Linked DNA regions of Homo sapiens: region 1 is linked to region 2. The links are chromatin loops, found by intact Hi-C in ENCODE. Cell type or tissue: mammary epithelial cell. All regions are shown on one strand. Each heading gives the region's core, and the rest is flanking DNA. Links, peaks and the distances in the headings are about the cores only.

Region 1 (6,322 bases), core at 805-5,804, 440 kb after region 2:
TAAATTTATCATTCATATCCTGTATTTTTTAAATTATTTATTTGTACAGTTTTACTGTGTTCTCTTGTTTCTCACTGATATGGTTAGGCTTTGTGTCCCCATCCAAATCTCATCTTGAATTTTAATCCCCCTAATTCCCACGTGTGTCAAGGGAGACGCCAGGTGGAGGTGATTGAATCATGAGGGCGGTTTCCCCAGGCTGTTCTTATGATAAGGAGTGAGTTCTCACGAGATCTGATGGTTTTATAAGGGGCTCTTCCCCCTTCGCTCAGCACTTCTCCTTCCTGCCTCCTTGTGAAAAAGGTGCCATGCTTCCCCTTCACCTTCTGCCATGATTGTAAGTTTCCTGAGGCCTCCCTAGCCATGCTGAACTGTGAGTCGATTAAACCTTTTTCCTTTGTAAATTACCCGGTTTCGGGAAGTTCTTTACAGCAGTGTGAAAGCAGACTAATACATTCACTGAGGATCTTCATTATCATATTTTGAATTATTTTTCCGAAATTTCATAAATTTATTTTCATTTGACTCTGTTGCTGGAGAATTACTGTGTTCCTTTGGAAGTGTCGTATTTCTTTGCTTTTTAATGTTTCTTATATCCTTACATTGATAGATTCTCATATGGTGTACCAGTCACTTCTTTAGTTTTTTTGAATTTGCTTCTGTAAGGAATTTTCTTGAAGTTGTATCTATGGTGTTCGTTGGGTGGGGTATTTTGGCTTTGTTTCTGGATGTGTACAGTAGTGTAGTCTCTATATGATTTTTTCAGCTGTAAACAGCATCAATGGTGTCTGTGATTTCCTCAGTGAGTTGGGGTGCAGTTGTTATTGGTGGCTGTGATGAAGTTTCCCTGTGGATGGAAATGTCAAGTGGGCCAGTCCTTAGGTCCTAGTAGTGCAGCAATGGGCCAAGCATGCCTGTCTTGGGCCCCATGGTGGCATACACTTGCACTAGTCTTAGCAGGTTTAGGTAGGCCAATTTTGCACCTCTAGGCAGTTTGCTCACATGCCAGTAGTGGCAGAGATGGGCTGGACAGATGGGTGGGTCCTTAGATCCCTGGCAAGTGGGCATGAAATGACTAATGATGATAGCAATGGCAGGATGACCCTCTGGCTCCCAAGAAGTCTCTGCACTGGTTTTGGCATTGGCTTTGATAGGGTGGACAGGGTAGTCCCTAGGCCTGTAGGTGGTGCATGCAGGCAGGTGCCAGGTGTGGTGGTAAGGGCTAGTTGTGTGGTCCTCAACTCAGGTACCCGGGAGAATTCTCATATGGCAACAGTTACGGATGGGGATTTGTAATCCCCAAGCGTTCAGATAGCAAGCTTGGCACTGGAAGTGGCACAGATGGGTCTGGTGGACCTGTCCTTAGGCCCTCTGGTGGTGTGTGCAGGTGCTGGCTGTGGTAAGCACAGATGGGGTTTTAGAACCCCAGCAGAATGCTTGGGTGGGAGTAGCAGGAGCTGCACTGCAGCCCTGCTACTGGAAAAGGCACAGCTGTTGCCAGTGGCAACAGCCACAGGCAGGCAGCTTGGGAGCATGTGCTTCGACTCTAGGTGGTGGCAGGTGGGATAACCTGTCCTTAAGGTGCCAATAAATGCACAGCGGTTCTGCTGCCAGAGGCAGTGGGGTCACCACCAGGGGCTTGTGCTTTAACCCTGGCGGTGGCAGCAGCTGCAGGTGAGGGTTCCTGAGGCATGTAAAAATGCATGGTGGCTTCTCCACTGGTGGGGGCAGTGGGATTGCTGCCAATAGCTCTCACTTTGGCCCTGGCAGCAGCAGCCAGCCATGGCAGTGGCCGTGGACAAAGAATGTCAAAATTTCTCCTGTGGAGACAAAGGAGCTGTTGTTTCCCAGGGCAGGATGTAGTCTGGTAGGGGCTGGGCTCTCAAAATGGCACTGTAGCTGCTTAGCACTCGGGATGTTTGGCACCAGCATGAGCTCCTCCTTTGGATCAATGGCATTGCACTGCCACTAGGCAGCTCCCTATGTTCGTTTCAGGGCCTGCAAGGGTTGAGGTCTCTTGTGCTAGCATAGCAGGAGTCTGAGGTGGGAATGTGGACTGAGGTCTTTCCCTTATCCTTTCTCCACACTAGAGAGTCCTTCTAGCCTCCTAGCCAATCTTACTTGAGCTGGCTGCCTCACTTCCCCCTTCTTCCTTGGTTTAGGTGTTTCCTGTTCTTTCTCTGTTTAATTAGTGTGTTCTCTTTCAGATGATCTATTTGAAGCATGATTACTTGCTATTCTTGCTTTGTGGAGGAGGCCAGTACCAAATGCCTCTAAGCAGCCATTTTGATGCCCCTCCTGTATGTTGACATTTTAGTGTCTGTAAGATCTGTAGTGGTATGTCCATTTTCAGTCCTGATATTGGTAAGTTATTCTTTCTCTCTTTCTCTTTACAGCTTTCTCCCTTCATTCATCTGCCATGCTGATAGTTTATCAATTTTATTAATCTTTTTTGAAGAATCAGTCTTAGTTTTTATGAGTTTTTCTAGATTTTTTCATTAAGAAATTATTTCTGTTCTTTTTATTGTTTCATCTCTTTACATATTTCAGTTTAAATTGTTCTTTATTTTTTAGTTTCTTAATATTGAAGCTTACATCATTGATTTATTTCCTCTTTTTCATAAAAGCATCCCAAATAAACACGTCATCTTATTCCCTACTAAGCCAAACTGTTCTTACAGCTCTATAAGTCATCTTACGAAGTTTCTCTATCATTTAGATTATAAATTTCAATCATCTTTGACTCACCTAAATACTTACATTTGATCTTGCAAATTGTGTTGTATTTTTCTCCAAAAATATTCTTTAAAACCTCTGCAATACTCTAAGTCTTCACCTTTGAACTCCTTTAATACTCTCATATTTTTCATAAAATTAATTGCACCTTATTTTTTCACATCCCAAAGCCTCCATTAACGTTAGTTTTACCCACCTTCCTGATTCACCTCCATTTGTTTTTCTCCTACTCCGTTTTTCTTGGCCTATGGTGAAACTGAGCTATTTACCATCTCGCATATCCTTTGCTTTCAAGCAATGTGCCAGAGATACTTCTCACATTGATCCCCTGACCTTATACAAATTGTATCCATTTATATGTCAATCTCATTTACTCTGGGAGAACTTTTTTGATTTCCTAATTTTATGGAATGACTCATTTCTTGAAATTGCTTAACAGTTTATTGCATTTCACTTAAGACATTTACCTGATACTACTTGAATTATACCTATATTGGGGAATTATACCTATGACGGGAAAAATCTAATTTATCTATTTTTATACTACTTACCACATTAACTACAGGAAAAAAATCATAAATATACTTTGAATTCAATTACCATTGCTGTAGTAAATGGATTATGTTTTTAGACTTGAGGATTACATTCTGTCCCTTAGTCTTCCACATAGTCCTCCATAAATTTCCAATTATTTAAAAGTTACTAAAACCAGAAGCAGTTTCCTAGCTACTCTTCTCTAGAGGGATGCTGGTTCAGTTGTCTAAGAGTGAGTAGAAATAATTAATCTTAAATAAATGAATTTTACTGACTATAACCAGTAGTTTTTTTTTTTCCTCACCCCTGTTTTCCTCTTCCTTCCCACGAGCATGCACCACCTCACCCAGACTCATAAAGGAGGAAACTGGCCATACTTTTCCAATGCTGACTCAAGTTCAACCCATCATGTCTTAGTGGTGGGGCAAGTCCAGAGATGTTTTAAAAGGATATGTGTCAGCACTTTATCTGGATAATTTGAAGCATATTGGCATATTTTTTTTTTTTATCTTGCCATGGTATTTGGATCAGAGCAGCACATTCAACCTTTTGAGTTTACTAAAGATTATTTAAAACTGCCACATAATTACTTTCTAAAAGACAGTATATTGCCTTACAACCCTATGCCAGGTCAATGATATAGACAATGAATCATTAGTACACATTCCAGAAGAGTTCATATCTTCCTTGGAGGTTGCTTGTCTAACCTAGCCTAATTGTGTTTGATGTGCATTTCATGACAGGACAACAGAATGAGTAGGAATGTTTGCTCAGAAAGGTTCTCCTTTGTTGCCCTCCCTTCCCTCTTCCCCCTTGCACTGTTTCAGAAGTGAGCGTGCGGTCTCTCTCTCTCTCTCTCTCTCTCTATGTGTGTGTGTGTGTGTATATGAAAGAATCTTTAATAAATGAATTTTACTGATTATAACCAGTACATATATATATATATAAAACCAGTACATATATATGTGTGTACCAATACATATATATATGTGTGTGTGTGTGTGTGTGTGTGTGTGTGTGTGTGTGTGTGTACTGGTTATATATTTTATTTATATATATTTTATATATATTATATATATTTTATATATATTATATATATATTATATATATATTATATATAATTATATATAATATATATTATATATATTATATATAATTATATATAATATATATTATATATATTATATATATAATATATATATAATATATATATTTTATATATGTATTATATATATTTTATATATATTATATATATTATATATATATTTTATATATATTATATTTTATATATATAATATAACATATATAATATATAATTATATATTATATATATATTATATTATATATAATATATATTATATATAATATAATATATAATTATATATATTATATATTTTATATATTTATATAAAAATTATTTTATATTATTTTATATATAAATATATATTATATATAATATACATTTATATATATAATATATAATATATATAACCAGTGCCCATACATATAAGAGAGAAAGAGAAGAGAGACAATACTCTCATGAGTACTGCTCTCTCTCTGTATATATATAAAATATATATAATATGAGAGTGCTTCTCATAATATATTAAGATAAGTCTCTCATATTATGAAAAGAAAGGCAGTCTTGCAACACCTGTCATTGTAAAATTTAATTTTTGGAAGCAGGCTGCAGGGGGAGGCTTATGAATAATGAGGAGAGAGAAAAAGGAAAATTTTGAGAAAAGAGTAATTTTCGTGGTATTGAAAGATAATTCAAATGCAACAAATCAATAAAACAGATAAATCTGTAAGAAAAGGAACTGCTGGTGAGAATATATATTATATATGTTGTAGTTTTGTTAGTTAAAAAGGCTCACAGGGAAACTAACAGCAGAAAACTAGAGGTTTTTGAATCCCCCATGAACTCGAGGAAGCATCTGTTCCATGTGTTGCAAGGCTGAATGTTAATAATGGTAGTATGCTACAGAGATTTTTTTACTTTGTGTTTTGTGGTCTCCGGCCTGTGAGTTTATTTAGGTATATCACTACTTCCCCAACCTCACCCCTCACCTTCACTTAAAATATGTATATAGTGCTGAAATGGTCACTGGCACAGGTAATAACATTGCAATATTATTTGATAAAATATCTTACAAAGTCCCTGAGAATAATCATTTGAACTCACTATGCTCTTGCTCTCTTCACTGACTTCCCCGCAAAATAAAGGCCCTATGCTTCCAACACATGTGAAATTGGGAGAATAATAAAATGCGATCATTTGTTTTATTATTTACTATTATAAAGAGACCCTTTATAACAGACCCTTTATAATTCAGTGTGCTGTTAGGAAAAAAAAAAAAAGCTCCTCTATTTTATTTCCATAGGTCGTGTGACCAAAAGGATGGAAGCTAATGATGCAGGTAATACAGTATGGATGATGATTTACCTCTGATTTTGTCCATTTGCTCTCTGGGAGCAATTGTTTGCTTGGCCTGAGGAAAGCAGCATAGATGCTATCCGAGAGCCTTGTCAGTTCATTCCTTTTAGCCTTTTGTGAGAGTAAATAGACCTCTTCAGGATTTCATATGAGCAGGCTTGCTGTCACCCTCATCTCAGCTGAGAATTGCTACAGACAGGTATGCTGCAGGCCACTCCTTTTCAGTGAGATAACTAGAATATGTGACCAGCACATTTAGGAAAAATGCCAGGGCCGGGCATGGTGGCTCACACCTGTAATCTCAGCACTTTGGGAGGCTGAGGCAGGCAGATCACCTGAGGTTGGGAGTTCAAGAACAGCCTGGCCAACATGGTGAAACCCCGTCTCTACTAAAAGTACAAAAATTAGCTAGGCGTGGTGGCACATGCCTGTAATCCCAGTTACTCAGGACGCTGAGGCAGGAGAATCGCTTGAGACAGGGAAGCGGAGGTTGTGGTGAGCCAAGATCGCGCCACTACACTCCAGCCTGGGTGACAGAGCGAGACTCCATCTCAAACAAAAAAAAAAAGAAAAAATGCCAGGCCCTAAGTATGACTGGCTGTCACTATGCAGGGA
Region 2 (6,322 bases), core at 535-5,534:
TGCTCATTTGTCAGTAGCAAGTACTGTAATTATTCACTGTATTGTTCACAAGAGTGAACAACTTGCTTTTTGTCATCCAAAGGCTAAACAAAATAAAATTACCCAATAGCTCTGCAGTGAGTTGCTGAAGGTATTTCATTCCCGTGGTGCTTATGAGTAATCCCATGCATAGAAACAATACCAAAAAAGCATTCTTATCTTTTGAGACAACAATAATTTCCCATAGTTCTCAGGACTCATTTGGTCTTGCCACATTGTTTTCCAAAAAACATTGTTAGTTCCTTGGGTTATTAATAGGAGTTACTGACAAGAAGGTTTCTGTATTAGTTCATTCTTACACTGCTATAAAGAAATACCCGAGACTGGTTAATTTATAAAGAAAAGAGGTTTAATTGGCTCATGGTTCCACAAGGTGTACAGGAAGCATGGCAGCATCTGCTTCTGGGGAGGCCTCAGGGAGTTTTACTCATGACAGAAGGCAAAGCAGGATCAGGCATATTACATGGCAGGTGCAGGACTGGGGGTGGCGGAAGTACTAACACATTTTTAAACAACCAGATCTCGCGAGAACTTTATCACTATATAGTACCAAGAAGGCAGTGGTGCTAAACCGTTCATGAGAACTCCACCCCCATGATCCAATCACCTCCCACCAGGCCCCGCCTCCAACAGTAGGGAATTATGATTTGACATGAGATTTGGTGGGGACACAGATCCAAACCATACCAGTTCCTGTTGCATAGAATGTTGGGAAAGGTAGCATGCTTTGCACTGAACCTACACCCCACCAAAGGATCACAATTTAAATTAGCAATTAAAAAACTCTAAGCCTTCATAAAAACAGGTATTTCTCAGCTAACTTGTCCATAGACACTACTTTTACCCTCCTCAGTGGCTCTGTGGACATCTAATTGTAATCCAAGAAAATAAAGTTGCTGAAATACACTTTGAGGAATGCTAGATAGATTAGCAAGGCATTTAATAACAAGGGTTGTAATTATTTGTTCTAGGCAGAGTTCTTCTAATTGGGGTGGGTGAATTGGGAGAATAAACGTTGATTGAGCACTCGTTACAAATGGAACAGTGCACAACATCTCTTCTTAATGTTTAGCTGTTCCTAGAAGAGAGAGAATCTGAATCCTATTTTGCAAATGCAGATGCTGGGGTTCAAGAGAATAAAACGTCTACAGGCAGTCATGTAGCCTATCACATACAAGGTCTGGGCCCTTGGCACTACTTAACGTGCACTCTCATGTATAGAACCCTCAAAAACAAAATTGCTGACAGCACATTTTCACTTTTGTTATGAAAACATAGATTTCAAGAAAGGGCCCTGTAGAAGTTCTTGGAGAAAAATTAAGAGCCTATTCAAGTCTTCAAGTGAAGCTTTGAATATTGTAGGTTAGGCAGGGACACATCAATACTTTTATTAACTAGGGCCACTGAGGTTGAGAATGATGAGTGCTAGTTGAGCTGGATGTCAGACCAGAATACCGTCTGCCTTTTGAGATGAAATGACCACCTCCAGCTCCTAAAAAGAAACTGTTCCCAAGCTTTATTAATGTTCTGACTCCATCATTTGGATCCTGACTGGGTATGTGCCGCCTTGTGAGATTTTGATTAAAATTGTGCCTTCTGGAATTTTCTCCTTAAAGAAAAGGTAAGTACTCAACCAATCTCTGAAACATGCGTCAGCAATAGTTGATAAATACTTTAAAGATTTTATTTCCCTGAGATATACTGTAAGCAGAACAATTTAGGGAAATAATTTCTTAGGGGAAAAAAACTTATAGCTAGTTTACTGAGGACTCTGACGTATAATGGTAGTCTATATTTTGAGGACTGTCTTCTCTGTATTATATTTTAGGCCTTTTTTTGGAAAAATTGCTCTTGTGCTATAACCTGCTGGAGTGATTTTGAATAATAGTGTTAAGAAAAGGCAGTTTGTTGAGGTTCAGGGTTTTATTTGTTTCAGTTAGTAGGGAGAGCAGTATTAATATGTATTACAATTGCACAGTAAGAAAAACAGGATGTGTTTATTTTTTCCATGGGTATGATATATGATGTGGTTTCAAATCTCAAATGTTACTCAATTTCATATATACGGGCATTTAATCAAGATGGACTTTAAAATATCACATATGATATTACCAATTACTGTTACCATGAAAGGTGAGGAAGATTTCTTTAGTTGAATTATTTATAACCAAAATGGCCCAGATACAGGCTTGCTGCATGCTTTCTCCAGGAAAATGCCTCAGTCACCTTGTCATTGAATGACTGAGCCTTATTTCCCCTGTATTTCATTGTACTCCAACCAGCTCAGCCAAGCACAAAAGTGCAACCCCACAGACAACAGTTCATTGCACTTGGCAAGTCTTCCCATTAAGCAGGAATGTTTACCGTATTTATATTTGTGTATGTACTGTACTCATAAACATGCAAGCTGTACTCATTTCTGTTATGATTTGTGGCTTCTAAAATCAATCAGTCACCTAGATAACAGGCTACCTGGTTTCTTCCCATGCTATGATGAGGTATGAGTATATCTGTCTATGTGTATAGCTCAATGAGATTATTCTCATTTACTGCTACTCATTAGAATTCCTTAGCAATCTTAAAAAAGAACAAAAGCGGGATATTAACAGAACAATTACATCAGAATATCTGGCAGTGGGATGAGGGTATAATTATTTACTTACGTACTTGTTTTAGACTTTTTATTTTGGAATATCTTTAACATATATGTGGAAGTGAAAAAAATAAAATAATGAATCTACAGGATGATGTAACCATTGCTCAGCATCGACAATGTCTGATTCATTGTTAGACTTGTTTTATATATAGCCAACCCCACTTTCACTAACCCTTCCTTTGGGCTATTTGGATAGAAGTCCTAGCTATGACTTCATCTGAAAAATATCTTAGTGTGGATGTATGTGTAGTTAAAAGAGGATAATTCATTGAAAACTTGTAATACCATTAGGACACCAAAAGTTTAACTTACTTCTTTTGTATAATCAAATATCCTGTCAATGTTCGCACTTCCCAGATTGTCCCATATATTTATAATTTGTTGGCTCAAATCAGAATTCAAAGAAGGTATATTTATTGAGATCGGTTAATGTGTTTCTCACATCTTTTAAAATCTATAGCCTACGTCTCCATCTCTTTTTCTTGCAAAAAAGAGAGTGAGTCATTTGTTTGCAGTTTTCCAAAGGGTTAGGAATAATTGAATTTCTGTTACATCATTTCATGTGTTCCTCTGTTCTCTTTATTTCCTGTAAATTGATAGTTAGAGCTAAAAGCTTGGTAGAATTTAAATTGGATCACTTTGGAAAGATTGTTTTGTAAATGTTATTGGGCACACCCATCATTAGGCAAAATATTTCTGGTTGTTTCTCTTTTTGAGATATTAACAGCCTCTGATGATCAATGCCCAGACCCATTTTTGAATTAGTTTACAAAGTGATGCTATTCTAATTCAATTTTTCCTTTTACTTACTAGCTGCAATAGTTCATTCTATAATGAAGTTTTCCATCATCAACTATCTAATTACCCTGAGATTATATAGTTTATACAGTAAAGAAAGGAAAACTCCTTGATTCTTTTCTCTTATTTGCTAGTTTTCAAATGAGACCACATACCAGTTTCTTCCAATGAGGTTTAAAATTTGATATGATGAATGCATGAATTCTTAAATATGTGATATATTTTAATACTTGCAAATATTTTTCTTATTTGTGCTTAAATTGTCTCAACAATGGCCAGGGTATCCTCTTCATTTTGGATTCTGAGCCCTTTGGACACAATCCTAATAGTCACTGCTTTCTTGCTTTCTGGTATGAAGGCTCATCTTAAACATTCCTAAAAACAGCCATTTCTCTAAGAAGCCCTAGTTCCTTTTATGAGGAAATGTAATTAGAGACACAGATCTGATAGCTTGACATGCTCATTGTTACTAGATTGCTCATTTTAGAGCAGTTCACAGTAATATTGAGCAGAAGATACAGAGATTTCCCATGTACCTCCTTCCCCAACACGTGCACAGCCTCTCTTGTTACCAACATTCTCCACCGGAGTAGTGCATTTGTTACAATCTATGAACCTACCTTGACACATCATTATCACCCAAAGTCCATAGTTTACATTAGGGTTCACTTTTGGCATATAGTCTATAGGTTTGGACAAATGTATGATGACATTATCCACCATTATAGTATTATACAGCGTAGTTTCATTGCCCTAAAAATTCTCTGTGTTCTGCCTGTGTATCCATCTTCCCACTCAAACCCTGGCAACCACCAGTCTTTTAATTGGCTCTTTAGTTTTGACTTTTCAGAATGTCCTGAGGTTGGAATCCTACAGTATGTAGTCTTTTCAGATTGGCTTTTTTTCACTTAGTAATACGCATTTAAGTTTCCTGTATATCTTTTCATGGCTTGATAGCTCTTTTCATTTTAGTATTGCATAATATTTTACCTTCTGGATATATTACAGTTTATTCACCTACTGAAGACATCTTGGTTGCTTCCAAGTTTTGACAATTATAAATCAAACTGCTATAAACACTCATGTGCAGGTTTTTGTGTGGACATGTTTTCCACTCCTTTTGTTAAGTACCAAGGAGCTTGATTGCTAGATTCTATGGTAAGAATCTATTTAGTTTTGTAAGAAACTGCTAAGCTGTCCTCCAAAGTGGCTGTACCGTTTTGCATTCCTACCAGCAATGAATGAGTTTCTGTTGTTCCACATTCTTGCTGGCATGTGGTGGTGTTGTTTCTGGATGTTTACCATTCTAGTAGTTGTGTATTGGTATATCATTGTTGTTTTAATCTGCATTTCCCAGATGACCTATGACATGGAGCATCTTTTCATATGCTTCTTTGTTTTCTGTATATCTTCTTTGATGAGGAGTCTGCTAAGGCCTTTGGCACATTTTTTAATCAAGTTGTTTGTTTTCTTACTGTTGAGGTTTAAGAGTTCTTTATATATTTTGAATAATAGTCCTTTATTAGATATATCTTTGCTTTTTACAAATATTTTCTCCCAACCCGTGGCTTACGTTTTCATTCTATGACGGTGTCTTTTGCTGAACAGAAGTTTTTAATTTTAATGAAGTCCAGCTTATTATTTCTTTGATAGTTCTTGCTCTTGGTATTGTATCTGAAATGTCATTGCCAAACCCAAGGCCACCTAGATTTTCTCCTATGTTATGGGATTTTTATAGTTTTGTGGAAAATAGAAACATATTTTAGAACTCAGGAATATGGTGTTTTTCTTTAATTTTATTACCCTTACTTGTGAATCTTCTTTCTTTCATGCCAAAAATGTCAGTTTCTAATTACATTAATAGAGGGACTCACTTATTTGTCCCATATGGCACATCGAATTTTCTAAAAATTGTCACAAAAGTGTTTCCAATCCTGTGTGTGCATCCAGAATCTTGTTGCTTCTGCTTCCGGATGTGGAGTCAGTTTTCTTCCCTTGAAATTGGATATGACTTTCTGTCTGCCTCAGTGAATAAAAAGAGACAAAAACAACATTGTATGATGTCTGCATGGTAGGCAGGAGGTGATTCAGCTTCTTTTGGACTTTCTCTCAGAATGCTTACTCTTGGAAATAGCCACATGTTTTAAGGAAGTCCAGGTTCCAGAGAGGTCACCTGCAGACATTCTGGCCAACAGTCCCACCTATGATCTCAGCTGACAGGATCAACCACCAGAGTTGTAAGTGAGGAAAATTTTAGATGAGTCCATTTCCTCAGGTGACATGGATTGGAACAGAAATAAGCTATTTCCACTAAGAGCTGCCCAAGTATTTTTTTCAAGAGCAAAATTAATGTCATTTTGTTGGTATTAAGTTACTCATGCTTTGTTGCTTTTAAGTATAGCCCTCTCTCTTACCTTTTTAATTATATAGCTTTAGTGAGATATAATTTGACATAAAAAACTGTGGAATTTAAAGCACATAATTCAGTAAGTTTTGACTTGTACATACACTGTGAACCCATCAGGGCAATCAAGATAATGAGACAACAAATCAGTCCAAGAGTTTCCTTCCTCTCCTTCGTATTCTGTGTAATCCTTACTTGCTGCCCCTCCCTGGTTCTCACCCCTCTTTGTCTCCAGGCAACTATTGACTGGCTGTTATTATACATTAGTTGCATTTTATAGAATTTTATATTAATTGAATCATACATTATGTACTCTTTTTGGCCTGGCTTATTTCATTTAGCATTATTATTTTGAGATTCATCCATGTTATAGAGTTATCGATAGTTCATTTCTTCTTACTATTGAATAGTATTCCATTGTGTGG

Evidence for each region. Hi-C counts contacts between places; a loop is a spot of excess contacts. Peaks named below come from ENCODE experiments on the same cell type or tissue, not always from the same donor. Only the 100,000 strongest peaks of a DNase experiment are listed, where the experiment ranks them.
Region 1: it touches region 2 in a loop (5-fold over the local background); 2 of 110 quality-filtered maps call a loop at or near these places.

The regions. Positions count from the first base shown.
Region 1 is chr2:34,546,158-34,552,479 of GRCh38, forward strand. No RefSeq gene overlaps it. Among named protein-coding and RNA genes, the nearest start is that of LINC01320, 130 kb to the right of the region's middle. In mammary epithelial cell, for the core only: no CTCF peak of the experiment used is centred there; a DNase peak (open chromatin) is centred at 3,674; H3K27ac peaks cover 1,039 bases.
Region 2 is chr2:34,102,367-34,108,688 of GRCh38, forward strand. All of the region lies in intron 4 of LINC01317 (long intergenic non-protein coding RNA 1317), which reads left to right. Among named protein-coding and RNA genes, the nearest start is that of LINC01318, 38 kb to the left of the region's middle. In mammary epithelial cell, for the core only: no CTCF peak of the experiment used is centred there; DNase peaks (open chromatin) are centred at 2,515 and 2,865; H3K27ac peaks cover 2,125 bases.